Linked DNA regions of Homo sapiens: all the other regions are linked to region 3. A link is a contact called in ENCODE Hi-C or POLR2A ChIA-PET data. All regions are on one chromosome and are shown on one strand. Each heading gives the region's core, a stretch centred on a gene start or an enhancer-like site at or near the end of the contact. The rest is flanking DNA. Distances are from core to core; before and after follow the strand shown. Region 1 overlaps GATAD2A (GATA zinc finger domain containing 2A). Region 2 holds the start of GATAD2A (GATA zinc finger domain containing 2A). Region 3 holds the start of SUGP2 (SURP and G-patch domain containing 2).

Evidence for each region. Hi-C counts contacts between places; a loop is a spot of excess contacts on that map. ChIA-PET counts read pairs that join two places held with the same protein, here RNA polymerase II (POLR2A). Pooled maps may share reads with other maps.
Region 1: a loop to region 3 is called in a pooled map, with 6 times the contacts of the local background. The contact joins the enhancer-like site here to the promoter of SUGP2 in region 3. A Hi-C loop is called at or near these places in 1 of 37 single-sample maps with no recorded cell type and 9 of 50 pooled maps. POLR2A ChIA-PET finds 5 or more read pairs at or near these places in 1 of 52 experiments (K562).
Region 2: a pooled map shows a loop between it and region 3 (9-fold over the local background). The contact joins the promoter of GATAD2A here to the promoter of SUGP2 in region 3. A Hi-C loop is called at or near these places in 3 of 37 single-sample maps with no recorded cell type and 9 of 50 pooled maps.

What each region holds. Positions count from the first base shown.
Region 1 is chr19:19,487,714-19,491,444 of GRCh38, reverse strand. All of the region lies in intron 2 of GATAD2A (GATA zinc finger domain containing 2A), which reads right to left. Among named protein-coding and RNA genes, the nearest start is that of TSSK6, 26 kb to the left of the region's middle. RefSeq lists enhancers at 751-1,045, 895-1,144, 1,903-2,182, 1,702-2,485, 1,420-2,619 and 1 more. Within about 2 kb of position 1,649, at least 40 of the 41 ENCODE cell types and tissues checked have a DNase peak (open chromatin) inside an H3K27ac peak, as active enhancers do.
Region 2 is chr19:19,403,460-19,407,081 of GRCh38, reverse strand. It overlaps GATAD2A (GATA zinc finger domain containing 2A), which reads right to left and starts at 1,407. Exons shown (of 12, transcript NM_001384528.1): 1 at 1,063-1,407. RefSeq lists silencers at 536-615, 1,176-1,725 and enhancers at 436-1,342, 1,846-1,905, 1,343-2,251.
Region 3 is chr19:19,031,365-19,034,990 of GRCh38, reverse strand. It overlaps SUGP2 (SURP and G-patch domain containing 2), which reads left to right and starts at 1,474. Exons shown (of 11, transcript NM_001017392.5): 1 at 1,474-1,554. ARMC6 (armadillo repeat containing 6) reads right to left here and starts at 1,388. Exons shown (of 9, transcript NM_001199196.2): 1 at 1,061-1,388; 2 at 753-860. The coding sequence starts at 781. RefSeq lists silencers at 1,385-1,814, 2,235-2,314 and an enhancer at 2,241-2,742.

The DNA.
Region 1 (3,731 bases), core at 400-2,899, 460 kb before region 3:
CCCACACCTTTTTCTTTCTAATGAATTTGCCACGGTCTGGGGAGCTCACTTCCACCTGTGAACTTGACCTAAGGCCTGTTCCTCCCCTTTTCACCGTCGGCCCACGGCATCTCACTACCAGTTGGGAAGCACCAGGGGACAATCGGGGAAGTACTTGCAGGCTTTCCTCTTTTGTTATTTTGTCAAAGTATGGTCACAAACGTCTAAGAGTGTGGCTGATGAGCTGCTGTTATTCATCAGAACTGGGAAACAGTGAATATCCATTCTGTGCTAACTGCAGGCCAGGCTCCGAGACAAGTGCTCAAGGCACCCCAAGTCATTTGACCCAGGCAGGAACACACTAGTCTGATTTTCCCTTTCCTGTGAACGATCCTCTAGGATGTATGTGTACAGCTGACACTACTGAAGGCGCAAGGCTGAACACCTGCTGTGGTGTCGCTGACCCAACGCAAGTCCCAAAGATGGCACTTTGTCCCCAACCAAGCAGCTCCATTTGCTGACGGCACAAGGCAAACTGTCCCTGATGATCTGGGTTCATTGTATTCTCTTTCTTCTTTTTTGAGATGGAGTCTTGCTCTGTCGCCCAGGCTGGAGTGCCGTAGTGCAATCTCGGCTCACTGCAACCTCCACCTCCCCGGTTCAGGTGATTCTCCTGCCTCAGCCTCCTGAGTAGCTGGATTACAGGCATGCACCATCATGCCGGGCTAATTTTTTTTTTGTATTTTTGTACAGACAGGGTTTCACCATGCTGGCCAGGGTGGTCTTGAACTCCTGACCTCAGATGATCCGCCCGCCTCGGCCTCATTGTACATTCATCGAAGTGAATCAAGTCCATTTTTTTTGTCAGCAGGAAAACCAGCCAAGGACAGACACGTCCTCTAGGTGGCACTGTGACCCAGAGAACAAACTCGGACAAAGTTAACTGGTTGCCGCAGCTCAAAGTTGTCCTGGCTCTTGCTGTGCCAGGGTCTAGTTGATAATTAGACCCCGGCAGGGTTGAGGAGAGTCGCTAGGATGAAGAACCTGACTCTGCTCTAGCAGCCCTCGGGACCTCTGAGGTCCCCTCCACACCCATGAGCTGCGTCCTCAGGGAAGGGTAGACACAGAGCACCAGAGGTTAAGGCTTCACCAATGCTACCCTGGACTCGCCAGATGCTGGACTCAGGAACCGCTTTACTTGCTCTCCTCTGGTCCCTCCTAATTCCACCCACCACAGCTACGTGGTGGCTGTACCTGAACGCTGGTCCTAGCCCTGATGAAGCAGCTTCTCACCAGAGACCTGGGCGTGGACAGAAAGGTACGATTTCGAAGTATACAATCCCCCAGGCAAGGGGTTATCAGCCCACATTCTGAAGCCCAGAACCGGGTAGTTTGTTTCTAAAGTAACCCAGGACACCTCACTCAGGTCTTAGCAAACCGCCAGCATGTCTCTCCTTGCTGCCGGCCCCATGCCGCCCAAGATCGACTTTCAAGGTGACCTCAGGGCTCTAATTCCAGGTTCCCTGGACGTGTACACACACTGAGCACCTCAGAGGCAGGCAGTCCCAAGGCTTCAGCACAGAGGTGCAGCAGCTGGCCTCCACCCAGGTGGCCTCCAAAGTGAACAGGGGAGCAGGGGGCCAAGGCAGCATCTTGTATAGAGTTACAGACACAATTCCTGGGCTAGCATGAGCTGAAATGAAATGACAGCCAAGCTCTAAGGGACTTAACCCTTCTTATCATCTTATTGAGGGCGTGTGCTTCTTCCAGAGGTGAGATGTCTAATAAAATTCAAACCTGCCTGAAGGAAGAGGGTAGGCGAGGGGTCCAGACCACCTAGCAGCTGAAGCTGCCTGAGAGGGCTGCTCTGCCCACAGCGCTCCCTGGCCCCATCTTGGCCTGCGACTAATCAATAACTCATCCAAGAGATGATGTCACCACCCATCAATGATCACTCAGCATCCCAGCAGCCAGCAGGGAGTGAACTTCCTGTATGCTAATCAGGCCACCAAAAAGTCATGTGACAAAGGCATTTCCCTCCTTGGTCACATGACCCTTTAACTGTGCCTTCCAACGTGAAAACCATGGCAACGGCCAGTTCCAACCGGTTTGTGACACGCAGCCTTCATTTTGAGAAGGGAGGTAAAGGTTCAGGTACTGTCAGAAAATGGAGGCGCCAGGCTCACCCCAGGGCTGTGGAGCTGCAGGCACTTCCTGTGTGGCGCCAGCCCACAGGGGACTGTTGCTGCACCACAGGCTCCAGTCACCTCTACATACACCGCACACAGCAGGGTCACTGGCCCCTCTAAGTTTCTAAAATGAAAAACTTTGTTAAGCTCACTTTTTAAAGGAGAGAGGCTTTAAGAGTCTCAGTACTTTCTAAAAGAGATCTTTAATTCAGGAAAAAGAGCATGTGGCTCAAAATGATTGCAGGCATTATTTCAGGGAAATATTTAATTATAAAAACTGTCTAAAGTAAACAAAACCAGTGGAAATCTAGCCCAACATGCTGAGAGGGATGGCATCGTGGCCCAGGGACAGCGTCTGCCATTCACTCCACAGCAGCCGTCCCGGGCACCAAGTTTATTTGGAAGTGATGTGATAGTTCAGGACAAATCCCATAAGCCCGTCCTGCCCATCTTGAGAAGCCTTAATGTAAAACGTAGTGATCAAGAGATTTTATGTGACCTACAAAAATCCCTGGAAGCAGGCCAGGCTGTTATCAGCGTAAATGGTCTCACCCGCTCGCTGACACGCACCACCCCCACTCCCTGACCCGCTGGCACTGGCCCTGACCTCACAAGCACAGAAATTCTGTTACCTGCCAGGAACTTCCATAGAATTTCCTGGAGGAGAGGCCGGGATTATAAACTTAAATTGAGACACGATCCCACTTCCACAGCAAAAGGTTATGGCTTTCAGCTGCTCAGCAACCAGCGGCCAGTACGTGGTTAATATTTAGTGTCCCCTCAGCCAGTGCCGGGAAGGAGCTGTCCTTGGAGGCTGGGACCTTTGTGGTTCTCTGAACAGGCCTGCCTGGTATGCAGGAAAGACATACCCCTCTCCCTCATTCATTCATTCATTCATTCCTTACATCTGCTGAGAGCTCATTTAAAAAGCAGGTGCTATAGCAGGCAGTGGGGAGGAACCCCTGGATAAAAGGAATTTCTGTCCTTAGGGTTCAGTCTACCAGGATGGACAGACACAACAGGGGAGCGGCAGGTGGGGGCAAGGCTGTAGGTGGGCTTGGGGCTGGCCCCGTGAATGTCTGACCACCGCTGTCACCGCCATAGCAGCAGGGCAGCTTCTCCGGAACTTGTATAAATGAAGCGTGTCCTCCTTGCCCCAGACCTGCTTGATCAAAGTCTGTATTTCAGCAAGATCCCCCAAGTCTTGCACACACTAGGGAAGTTAGGGATGACCATGACCTGTAGCTCGTGAGGCCTCGGTACAAGAAATCCTCCTCCAGGCTGGCTTGGGGAGACAGGCAGGGCCCAGCAATGCCTTCTCCAGCCACAGAACCATTTCCCACTAGAACCTTTCCTCCTCACCTCTTTCAGGCCTAGCAGGGTGGGCTGCTGGCTGTGTGCAAGGGTGGGATGAGGGCTCTGCTAGAGCCAACACCAGCCCTGCCAGCTCACTTGTCCCTTGTGCAAACACTCATCTTGGGCTCACCAGGCCCTACCTGACATGAACCAAGCTGTTAACATCCCCCGCCCTCCTGGGGCCTGGCCCACAGACATGGCCCAGCA
Region 2 (3,622 bases), core at 158-2,657, 370 kb before region 3:
CCAGCACTATGTACTCCAAGAAAACTGAAAGAAGTAAACTGGTAGGAAGAAAGAAAATTAAAGGCTCAAGTGACTCACTCGGACTTTGATCTAAAGAATCCACAGCTCTTAAGATAAGGATGAACTATACACCTAAAGACGTTAAGTCAGACCTACAAAATTTTGCCCTGTGCAAAATTCTCAGGGCAGAAACACGCACCTAAGGGTTGTCATTCACTTCCTAAGGGAGGGGTCACCATTCATTTCTGGGTCCCAGTGTGCGCACAATCCAAGTGTCCGTCAGGCTCTCAGCCTGGGCCCTGCCCATAAGCCTTTCCTTGTTGAAGTGATCAATTCCGATTCTTGGCAATAATCCCTTTAAAAGGCCAGCTGCTGCTGTCTAGTCACTGATGCCGACCCACTCTAGGTGGGAAAAAAGAAATCAATGGAGCCACCGCCTAGATGGGGAGGCAAATTTAAAGTGTCGGGCCTTGAGAAAGGCCGGAGATCAGAGAGGGGAAAGGGTCCCGCGGCTCCCGGGGGTTAGGCAGGAAGGGCGCGAGCTGGGGGAGGGCCGGCCCTCCAGGCGTGGGCGCGCGGGGACTCTTATTCTGACACGGGATCCGCCGCCGCCGCCGCCGCCGCCGCCGCGGGGTTCAGCGTTGCTGCCCAACCCGCCCCGGACCCCCGCCCCTGAGCGGGACCCCCGCCCCGCGCGCCCACGTGCCGTCTTCCCGCCGCCTCCACCCGTCCCGACCACTCGGAAGAGGCGCCTCGCGGCCCAGCCCTTCCCCCGACCCCGCAGGAAGCGCAGGACGGAAGCGGGGCGACGCCGCGACTTTCCGGGACCCCCGCCCGGCCCCCACGTGCCCGGGCCGCCTCGGGGCAAGGAACTTTCCAGGGCAGCGCAAGAAGACGCTCCCAGAATACAAGGAGTAGAACTCGCTCGCTCTCACTTTTCCACGCTCATGCAGGGGTCCTTCAGAGCCCCCCGAGGCCCCGACCCTGCGCGGCCCGCGCCGCTCCAGTCTCAGCCGTGCGTCCCCAGCCCCCGCCCCCCGCCAAGTTTGGTCCAGAACTTACCGGGCCGCGGGTCGGCCGGGCCCTAGGGCAGCGCGCAGGTTACGGGGGCTGCTGGTCCGGGGTCGCCCGCGGGGCCGGGCGGCGGAGGGGCCGGGGACGCCGGGCCGCGCGCGCTCGTTCCGCCTGTGGGGCCGCCCGGGCCCGCGGCGCTCGCTGCGCCGGTCCGCCCGCCCGCCCGCGCCGCCGGCCAGATAATGCGCCCCTCGGCCGCACACATGGAGCCCGGCGCCGGCGTCACCGCCCGGGACATGCGCACCAGGTCAGCGCGCCCGGCCCGCGGCCCCCAAAACACCGGGGAGCTCTTAAAGGCGACGCCGCCCGCCCGCGCCCGGCTGGGCGGGGCGTGGCGACCGAGGGGCGGGGCCTGACGAGAAGGGAGGAGCTCGTGGGCGGGGTTCCAGGCGTAGAAGGCGGGCCCCTGAGTTGAGGGGGCGGGGCCGGACGGTACCGCCCCGGAAGCACCGCCCCTCTCCGGCGCGCTCCCACGCGACACCTCGTTGGGCGCGCTGGTTTCCCACGCGGGCTCCGGCTGGCTCCCTCCCCGCCGAGTCCCAGCGCCCTCCGCAGGCCGAAGGGTCGTGGCCAACTCACCGGCGGCAAAGCCGGGCGGGCCGCACCCAAGGCTGACTCACGACGCGCTCACTGCTGACCTCGCGCCAGCTGAGCTGGGCGACCTCAAGCAACTCAGGGTTGCCTCTGAAACGCGGGTTAGAATGTCACCCCCGCGGGGTCGTCACGCGGAAGCTCTTCTCTGGGAACTTCGGCCCCGGTGTCTGTGGGGAGGGCGGGGTGTGGATCGGCTGAACGATCACTTCTCCAGTGCAGTGAACAGAATTCTACAAAGAAAGCTCCAGACCCACCCACCTCAAGACACTTGGGGACGACTGCTCTCCCTCTCCAGTTACCTCCCAATCTGCCCTCGTGCCTCAGGGAGAAGGTGAAAACCCCTCAAGAAAGCAAATCTGCACCCCTCCCTCTCCAGTAACAAGGAGGAAACACAGGAGACAGAATGAAAGCCTGAAAGAGAATGGACTTTGGAGATGTTAAACTACATAAAGCGAAATACAATTTCAATAGGGAAAATATCAAGTTCATGGAAAATCTACCACAAGAAGGCTCTCAATACCAAAATCAGGTTCTGAGGAATCCCCAAAACCGCCTCTTTTCATGTTGTTTTAAAACAAACGATTCCTGATGAGACACCTAGACTCCTGAAGAGTGGTGGTGACATGCTTTATCGCATACCCTAATAAATCTATATGTACAACTGAAACAAAAGTTTCACCAAACATAAATTTACCACATGCAACGTACTGTTTTCTTTTTTCTTTTTTTTGGAGACAGAGTCTTGCTCTGTCGCCAGGCTGGAGTGGTGCAGTGGCGCTATCTCGGCTCACTGCAACCTCCACTTCCCAGGTTCACGGATTCCCCTGCCTCAGCCTCCCCAGTAGCTGGGATTACAGGCGCGTTCCATCACACCCGGCAATTTTTTTTTTGTATTTTAGTAGAGACGGGGTTTCACCATCTTGGCCAGGATGGTCTCCATCTCCTGATGTCGTGATCTGTTCGCATCGGCCTCCCAAAATGCTGGGATTACAGGCATAAGCCACTGCACCCAGCCTGTACTGTTATTTCTATTCTACTTCATTTGAAAAGAAAATCAATGTAACGCCCAAGAATAATTGGGTCTCAACCGCAAACCTGAAAAACACTTCATGTAGAACAAATTTTACAAAATTGTTTTTCTAAAAAAAAAAAAAATTGTTTTTCTGCTGTATGTCCCCTTAAACAGAGTTCAAAAAAGCTCCTAATTCTGTGTTGAGTTCTACATACAATTGTCAACTTTTTGTAGTTTATTCCACCCCGCCACCTCACACCTCCCCAAACACACCGCCCTGCCCCCCAAAATCTTCCCACTACTTAATGCAACATCTGGCACAACCTCCCCTAGGCCAAAAGAGAATTCAACCTAAAAATGATACAAAATACAAACTGTTGACTCCCAATCACTTTCCCTGACCCAGTTATGTCACCAATTTGCTTTGCTTTGCTACAAAGAAATTCAAATGTTCAAATTCAGAAACCAAACAAACAAAACAGTCTTATTCTCAAACAGGTGACTCGGTATAGGAATTCAAAGAGCTCCCTGATCCCAAGCGCAAGGTTGGTTTAGGGCAACCATCCAGGTTTTTCACCCTAACATGGTGGCTGTATATTTTAAGAACTGCTTCATGCTACGATCATTAATCAGATGATGTATATTAAAGCAATACAAGCAAACTATTACCTCACTGCTCCTCACCTGGGTCTTGATTAATGTCAATTTAATTAACTACAAACAGAGCAAAGTGTGGTCAGGTGGGAGACCTGACACTTGAGACAGATATACAGATTCCAGAGTTTGAGCCAGCAAGCCCTGTGTGAGTCACCAGGGTGACAACCACCCCTTTTTTTTTTTAAGAGGGAGGCATCAACTGCAACACATTAATGACACACCCCTGTGGAGTGAGGGGTGCACTGGTGACAGGGCCTGCTCCAGAGGGCAGTGCCAACTTCTCAG
Region 3 (3,626 bases), core at 225-2,724:
ACTCGGGAGGCTGAGGCAGGAGAATGGCCTGAACCCAGGAGACGGAGCTTGCAGTGAGCTGAGATTGCGCCACTGCACTCCAGCCTGGGTGACAGAACGAGACTCCGTCTCAAAAAAAAAAAAAAAGGCCAGGCAAGATAGTGCACACCGGTAATCCCAGCTACTCAGGAGGCTGAGGCAGGAGATCGCTTGAACTCCTTTTGACTCCGTTTCAAAAAAAAAAAAAATACAAAATTTAGCCAGGTGCGGTGTTGCGCACCTGTAGTCCCAGCTACTCGGGAGGCTGAGGCAGGGGAAGCCCTTGAACCCGGGAGGTGGAGGTTGCAGTGAGTCAAGATCATGCCACTACACTCTAGCCTGGGCGACAGAGAAAGACTCCGTCTCAAAAGAAAATTAAACGTGTGCCATGACATGCTGGGGACTCTAAAAGACTCCATCCACATGTCCCTCTACCAGCCACACCCACTCTGGTTCAAACACCAGCCTCCCCTAAGGGCGGCGTCACCTGCCACTCCCAGAGCCTAGACTCCACCTCACTCACGTGCTCAAAGCCCGGTAGTGGCTTCCCAACCCTCTCAGAACAAAACCCAGCCTCCTTATCCGCACCTTCTCTATCTAAGCCTTCCAAGTTCCTCTTCCCCGCCTTTCTCATCCTTCCCAGCACTCAAGAGACAGCCTTCAAAACCACTTCTAGATAAAGAGCAGCCCTGCTTTCCCGTCCCATCACTCTGTTATTATTTGCACACCATTACCTGTATCTAGAGCAACATCGTTCACTCATTTATTTGTACCCTGTAGCCTCCTTGTCCCCACTGCCTAGGACGGGGCCCGACACGCAGCAGGCACTCAGTGCACAGGTGCTGAATGAATAAATAAAATGAATGAAAATAAAGCGAATGCCAGGGAAGCCGAGGATTTTGTCCCCAGGCGGCTTCTGTAAAATTCTTTCATTTTTTTTTTCCCCCCAAACCACGTACCCGAGGGTCGCGCCAGCCCGACCCTGCGGCACCCCCACTCCCCACTCCGCGCGGGACAGGCCTCGGCAGCCGCAGCGTCTCACCCGGTCTTCGCGGCCACGTGGGGAAAGGTGGGGCGCGCGGTTGTCACCCAGGGAGCCGCCTCTAGCCCCTTCCGGCCGCCGTACGCGCGCAGGCGCTGTGGCGCCCCTAGGCTTGGCCTCCCAGAGACTCGCGGACGCTCACGATAACCAAGGACGACCGCGAACCAAGGTAAAGCCAACGAGGCCACCTCGTGCGCGACGGAGGCGTCTTTGCCGCCCCTTCCGGGACGCTCACGGTGGTCGCCGCCCCCAGCAGGGAAATGTTTTGCCTCCAGAGCGTCCGCCCAGAAGAAGCGGACAGCGCGCTTGCGCAAGAGAGCCGGGCCGCGGCGGCCCGCGCCTGCGCACCAGGACTCGGCGGCGGCTTGCGCCTGCGCGGCGCGGCGCTGCGGAGACCGTTGGTTCATTTGCATGTCCCCGCCTCGCGCGGCGGCGGCGGCGGGTGAGGAGCCTGAGGCGGCGGCGGGGGTGGCTCCGCGCGCGGTGGTCTCGGGGTGAGGCCCGGGCCCTGGCGTCGTCGGTGGGTGGCTCCCGGGGTGGGAAGCTCGGGCTCGGCCTTGGGGGCCCGCCCCGGGCTCCGTGATGGCGTCGCAGGCTCGGCCCTCTGGCTGCGGCGGCGGCCGCGTCCCCGCCGGGTTGGCCTGGGTGGCCGGCTGCGGCCTCCCGGGCCCGGCGCCCCCATTTCCTCGCCCGCAGAGGCCGGGAGACGGCGGGCCGCGTCCACAAAGGCTCATTGGTTCAGTCGTTCATTCATTCCTCCCGAACTCGGAGCGGCCCCCGCTCGGGAGGAGATAACGGCGCCCAGCGCTGCATCGGGCCCTTGCCCTCTTTAGAACCGGTTCAGCCCCCACACCAGCCCCTTTACTGGCTGCCCATTCCATAGGTGGGGAAACGGAAGCACAGAAAGCTTAGAATCGTGTGATTTGAACCTGGGTCACCTGACCCGGGAACCCTGCCCTTTGCCAGCAGAGAACAAGGGGGCGCCCCGGGAAAAGGGCTGAAGGATGGGACTGGGGGAGGCGGGTGGGGGAGGCGGTGATCGTGATGGGAAATGGACCCTACGGGTTGTCTCTTGAAGTTGGAGGTTTTGCGAAGCGGGATATCTTGATGGTTAAGGATGCAGCCCCTGGACCCCAAAATGTTGCTTAATCTTTTTACTCATTCTTCGGGGCTTTGGATGCACGAATACCCTTTTTGCCAGGTTCAAATCTGGGCTGTCTGGTCTTGAATGGGTCGTTGAGTCTGTCTCCCTTTGCCTCCTCACCCTAATGTCATTCATAACAGGACCCGCCTCTTCAGTGGGTGGTTGGGAGATCGCGCAAGGACCCAGCGCAGAATGAACTGTCACTAGTTCATTGTCATTGGTTGGGGGTCCCGCCACTCACTGTCAAGAGGCTTCTTTTAGAAGGGAAGGAAGTTCTCAGAGCCTCTGTGCCCTGCTGAGTCTGTGAATGGGAAAAGAGTGATCCTGGGCCAGGCGCAGTGGCTCACGGCCTGGAATCCCAGCACTTTGGGAGGCCGAAGCGGGCGAATCACTTGAGGTCAGGAATTCAAGACCAGCCTGGCCAACATGGTGAAACTCCATCTCTACCTAAAATATAAAAATTAGTCGGATGCGGTGGCGGACTCCTGTAATCCCAGCTACTCAGGAGGCTGAGGCAGGAGAATTGCTTGAGTCCAGGAGGCGGAGGTTGCAGTTAGCCGAGATCATGCCACTGCACTCCAGCCTGGGCAACAGGGAGAGTCTCAAAAAAAGGAAGAAAAAAAAAAAAAAGATTGATCTCTTCTTTCCTAACCACGATTTGCGAGGGTTGTGGTCCCACCCTTCCTACTCTGTTATGCTCAGTTATGTGTGTTGGTTGACACCTTCCTCCAGCAGATAGAACTGCTTTCACAGAGCTGCTTTTAATGGATTCCAAGGAGATGGGCCCAGAGAAGGTTTGTCTTGCTCCTTTTCAGCCAGCACACACCTGTGAACTTCGTGAGGGCAGAGACCCCCTTAAAAGAGTCCAGACAAGGTGGGCAGATTGCTTGAGGTCAGGAGTTCGAGACCAGCCTGGCCAACCTAGCAAAACCCTGTCTCTACTTAAAAAAAAAAAAAAAAAAGATAAATAAAAAGGGTCCAGCTTGCCTCTGAAGTACCATGCGAGGATTATGGATTACTGCCTCCTTACTTCGAGGATTAAGTGAAATAGAGCAGGTTCTGTGAGCACGCATTTTTTTTTTCTTTGAGACAGTCTCGCTCTGTCCCCCAGTCTGGAGGGCAGTGGCATGATCTCGGCTCACTGCAACCTCTGTCTCCCTGGTTCAAGCAATTCCCATGCCTCAGCCTCCTGAGTATTTGGGATTACAGGCACGTGCCACCATGCCTGGTGAAATTTTTTTTTTTTTTTTTTTGAGACGGAGTCTCACTCTGTTACCCATGCTGGAGTGCAGTGGCATGATCTCGGCCCACTGCAACCTCCGCCTCCTGGGTTCAAGCAATTCTCTTGCCACAGCCTCCCAAGTAGCTGGGATTAAAGGCAGGCACCACCATGCCCGGCTAATTTTTGTATTTTTAGTAGAG